Linked DNA regions of Homo sapiens: region 1 is linked to region 2. Evidence: chromatin loops called from intact Hi-C (ENCODE). Cell type or tissue: breast epithelium. All regions are shown on one strand.

Evidence for each region. A loop is a pair of places that touch in the nucleus more often than their neighbours do. Peaks named below come from ENCODE experiments on the same cell type or tissue, not always from the same donor. Only the 100,000 strongest peaks of a DNase experiment are listed, where the experiment ranks them.
Region 1: it touches region 2 in a loop (8-fold over the local background); 1 of 110 quality-filtered maps calls a loop at or near these places.

Annotation. Positions count from the first base shown.
Region 1 is chr19:1,891,383-1,893,882 of GRCh38, reverse strand. No RefSeq gene overlaps it. Among named protein-coding and RNA genes, the nearest start is that of ABHD17A, 7.1 kb to the right of the region's middle. In breast epithelium, no CTCF peak of the experiment used is centred here; no DNase peak of the experiment used is centred here.
Region 2 is chr19:2,274,062-2,276,561 of GRCh38, reverse strand. It overlaps PEAK3 (PEAK family member 3), which reads left to right. Exons shown (of 4, transcript NM_198532.3): 4 at 73-1,931. The coding sequence ends at 882. Among named protein-coding and RNA genes, the nearest start is that of OAZ1, 5.8 kb to the right of the region's middle. RefSeq lists enhancers at 577-1,511, 2,316-2,455. In breast epithelium, a CTCF peak has its summit at 1,277 (motif pointing left); a DNase peak (open chromatin) is centred at 1,301; H3K4me3 peaks cover 1,299 bases; H3K27ac peaks cover 1,232 bases.

The sequences.
Region 1 (2,500 bases), 380 kb after region 2:
CTTTTTTTCTTTTTTCTTTTTTTATATTATATTATATATTTTTTTTTGAGACGGAGTCTCGCTCTGTCTCCCAGGCTGGAGTGTGGTGGCGCGATATCGGTTCACTGCAAGCTCCGCCTCCCGGGTTCACACCATTCTCCTGCCTCAGCCTCCCCAGTAGGTGGGACTACAGGCGCCCGCCACCACGCCTGGCTAATTTTTTGTATTTTTGGTAGAGATGGGGTTTCACCGTGTTAGCCAGGATGGTCTCAATCTCCTGACCTCGTGATCCACCTGCCTCGGTCTCCCAAAGTGCTGGGATTACAAGTGTGAGCCACCATGCCCGGCCTCGCTCCTTTTCATGGCTGCCTCCTATTCCAGCGTGTGTATAGGCCATGCTGTGTTCACCCAGTCATCTGTCCATAGCCACTGGGACTGTTGCTACCTTGTGGCTGTTGGGAATCAAGGTACTACTGACATAGGTGTGCAAATATCTATGGAAATCCCTGTTTTCCATTATTTTTTTGAGACGGAGTCTCGTTCTGTCGCCCAGGCTAGAGTGCATTGGCACAATCTCGGCTCACTGCAACCTCCGCCTCCCGGGTTCAGGCGATTATCCTGCCTCAGCCTCCTGAGCAGCTGGGTCTACAGGTGCGCACCACCACGCCCAGCTAGTTTTTGTATTTTTAGTAGAGATGGGGTTTTACGATCTTGACCAGGATGGTCTCGAACTCTTGACCTCGTGATCTGCCCGCCTCGGCCTCTCAAAGTGCTGGAAGTACAGGTATGAGCCACCGCGCCCAGTCCCATTCTTGTAAGTATATGCTGAAAAGTATAAATATTAGTATTTAATCACAAAGCTTATTTAGAAATCTAGTTTTAGCCTGGGAGGCAGAGCTTGCTGTGAGCCGAGCTCGTGCCACTGCACTCCAGCCTGGGCGACAGAGCGAGACTCTGTCTCAAAAAAAAAAAAAAAAAGAGAAATCTAGTTTTAGGCCAGGTGCTGTGGCTCACGCCTGTCATCTCAGCACTTTGGGAGGCCAAGAGAGCCACATCACTGGAGGTCAGGAGTTCTAGACCAGCCTGCCCAACATGGTGAAACCCTGTCTCTACTAAAAATACAAAAATTATGGCTGGGCGCGGTGGCTCACGCCTGTAATCCTAGCACTTTGGGAGGCCGAGGCGGGTGGATCACAAGGTCGGAGTTCGAGACCATCCTGGCCAACATGGTGAAACCCTGTCTCTATTAAAAATACAAAAATTAGCTGGGCGTGGTGGCGGGCACCTGTAATCCCAGCTACTCGGGAGGCTGAGGCAGGAGAATTGCTTGGACTCGGGAGGCGGAGTTTGCAGTAAACTAAGATTACATCACTGCACTCCAGCCTGGATGACAGAGTGAGACTCCTACTCAAAAAAAAAAAAAAAAAAAGTCACCCAGTACCTTGTTCTCCCACATCATCTATCTCGGTCCCTCTGTGGGGGGTTTTCTCAGGGGGAGACCCAGGATTGCTTTCTGAACACAGCAGCATGGACCTTCTCATGGGACCTCCTCTTCCAGGAATCCTCCCTGCAGGGTCCTATCCATCAGTGTGAAACGTCTCATGTGCCATTATTGTTGCAGCCAAAGCCAGAAACACCCTACATGTCCGTCAAGAGGGGACTGAGCATGGAGACGGCAGGTCAGCTCCTGGGGCCCCTTGCTTTGCATGAGAGGATTCCCGAAACAAATAGCATATGTGGCTGGGCGCGGTGGCTCACGCCTGTAATCCCAGCACTTTGGGAGGCTGAGGTGGGTGGATCACTTGAGGTCAGAAGTTCAAGACCAGACTGGTCAACATGATGAAACCCCGTCTCTACTAAATATACAAAAATTAGCCAGGGGTGGTGGCAGTCACCTGTAATCCAAGGTACGCGGGAGGCTGAGGCAGGAGGATTGCTTGTACCCGGGAGGTGGAGGTTGCAGTGAGCTGAGATCGCACCATTGTGCTCCAGCCTGGGCAACAAGAGCGAAACTTCGTCTCAAAAAAAAAAAAAAATACAAAAATTAGCCGGGCATGGTGGCTCATGTCTGTAATCCCAGCACTTTAGAAGACTGAGGTGGGAGGATTGCTTGAGGCCAAGAGTTGGAGACCAGCCTGGGCAACATAGCATGACCTCATCTCTACAAAAAAATTGAAAATTAACTGGGTATAGCCACTCCACTGATTCAAATGTTAATCTCTTCGGAAACATTCTTACAGAAATACTCAGAAATGATGTTGTGCCAGCTATATATATGGTAGCCCAGTCAAGGTGACACATAAGAGTAACCATTGGCCAGGAGCAGTGGCTCATGCCTGCAATCCCAGCACTTTGGGAGGCTGAGATGGGTGGATCACGAGGTCAGCAGTTCGAGACCAGCCTGATGAACATGGTGAAACCCCATCTCTACTAAAAATACAAAAAAAATTAGCTGGTTATGGTGGCAGGGGCCTGTAATCCCAGAGACTTGGGAGGCTGAGGCAGGAGAATCACTTGAAAC
Region 2 (2,500 bases):
GGTAGCACTGGGGCAGGCGGTGCTTGTGGGGGGCCCAGTGATCCAGGCCCCGACACCCCCTCTGCCTTGCAGGTGCCCAAGCCCGGGGCGGACGTGCCCCACCCGTGGGGCCTGGAGCTGCAGGCCTCCCTGTCTCCACACTTCAATCTGCAGGGGCTGTGTGGCCTGGTGCCTGAAGGCACACTGCCCGGGGCGCCCTGGAGAGGCGCAGTGGCGCTGGCAGCCGAGGTTCCAGAGCGCACGGTGGCGCAGTGGCTGGCGGAGGCCTGCACGCAGCCGCCGGAGGAGTTCGTGTGGGCTGTGGCCCTGCTGCTGCTGCAGCTGAGCGCGGCCCTGAAGTTCCTGGAGGCGTGGGGCGCGGCCCTAGTCGAGTTGCGGCCGGAGAACTTGCTGCTGGTGGCACCTCGGGGCTGTGCGACGACGGGGCCCCCACGCCTGCTCCTCACTGACTTTGGCCGCGTCTGTCTGCAGCCCCCTGGACCCCCGGGATCCCCGGGCCCCCACGCGCCGCAGCTGGGCAGCCTCCTCCGAGCGCTGCTCAGCCTTGCTGCGCCCTCGACCACGCCTTTGGCCGCGGGCCTGGAGCTCCTGGCAGCACAGCTGACCCGCTTGCGGCCCTCGGCGTCCCGGACGCGGGGCGCGCTGCAGGCGCTGCTCTGGGGGCCCGGGCCTGAGCTGCGCGGCCGCGGAGCACCGCTTGGTCCCTGGCTCCGAGCGCTCGGGCCCTGGCTGCGGGTGCGCCGCGGGCTGCTGGTCCTGCGCCTAGCAGAGCGGGCCGCAGGTGGGGAAGCTCCCAGCCTCGAGGACTGGCTGTGTTGCGAATACCTGGCCGAGGCCACCGAGTCCTCGATGGGCCAGGCCCTGGCGCTGCTGTGGGACTGACCCCAACCCAGGGCGAACACACCTGGTCCAGGCCTGCCCAGGAGGCAGGGCTGGGGCTGAGGTCAGCGTCTCCATGATAGCCAAGACACCCTCTTCCTGCAGAGTCCAGGAGCGCAGCAGAGAGAGCAATGCCCCACTCCAGAGCCTCCCCTCCCGTGCTGGGGATGTGGGTCAAGGGCTTCCCAGGAATGCAGCTGCCCCTCCAGGGCTGGGGGCTGGCCAGCGCCTCCTGTGTTGGGCAGCAGCTCTCTGAAGCCAGGGCCCCCACGCCACTTCCAGGTGTGGACAACCCCGCTGATCAATGTCTCTCTGTGTTCTGCCTTCCCCAGCAGCCAGGGCGCTCTTCCGCGTGGGTTCTGTCATTGTCTCCATGAGAGGCCAATGCCGGGACCAGAGGCATTCCTGGCTCTGGAGCACCCCCTTGTGCTGAAGATGGCCAGTGATTTTGGGCATGTGAATGCCCCTGTCCCTGGTGGAGAATTGCTTGGTGGTGTCACGGGAAGGGAAGGCTCCCTGGGACCTTAGACACCCAGCTCATCTCAGCGGGGTCTGGACTCACCTTCCCTAAAACAGTCCCCGCGGTTCCCTGCCACCTCCCCTCAATCCCTCTGCGCCCACCCTGCCTCCCTCCCTGTTCCTCCGTGACACACCAACTTCTTTCGCGCCCCCAAGCATTTGTGTAGGCTGTTCCCTCTGCCATACTGTTCCAGTTCCACTTTCTTTTTCTTTTTTTTTTTTTTTTTTTTTTGAGACGATCTCGGCTTACTGCAAGCTCCGCCTCCCGGGTTCACGCCATTCTCCTGCCTCAGCCTCCCGAGTAGCTGGGACTACAGGCGCCCGCCACCACGCCCGGCTAATTTTTTGTATTTTTAGTAGAGACGGGGTTTCTCCGTGTTAGCCAGGATGGTCTCCATCTCCTGACCTCGTGATCCGTCCGCCTCGGCCTCCCAAAGTGCTGGGATTACAGGCGTGAGCCACCGCGCCCGGCTACAGTTTCACTTTCTCTAAACAAATAAAGGTGCCCACTCTGGGCCATCGCTAGCTCCTTACCCTGCGTTCTCCGCCCACTCTCAGGAGCATTTATTCCTCTGTTACTGTCCACAAGGCTGTGAGTTCCCTGGGGGCAAAGGCCAGGCTTGGCACACAGTAGGTGCTCACTTAATACCACAGGATGATGTAATAAACAGGCACAGAGGAGACTCACTGGAGGGGGATGGAGTCTTCCTTTATGCCTCTGACACACTGCACTGCCCTTGCCTGTGGCTTCCTTCCTGGAGACTCAGAGTTGCCCCTCCATTCCATTCCCCATGGCAGTCCTGGGAGGATCTTTCCAACCCCAGATATGAGGTCCCTCTCCAGCTCAAACACCTCCCATGGCTCCCCAGTGCCTCAGAATACATACAGGGCTCTTCCAAAGTCTCCTCAGAGTCTCCAACCCCATGTCGTTCATCCCTGGAGGTTACTTTCCAGCCTCCACGCCTTTGCCCAAGTTGTTTTTTACACCAGAAAACAGCCCCCTCTACTCTGCTTCATACTCCTATTCATCCTGCATGGCCTCAGCTCTAATGCCCCTTCTCTGCATTTGCGCTGCCCAAATGAGCTGGGGGTATCTGTGTCC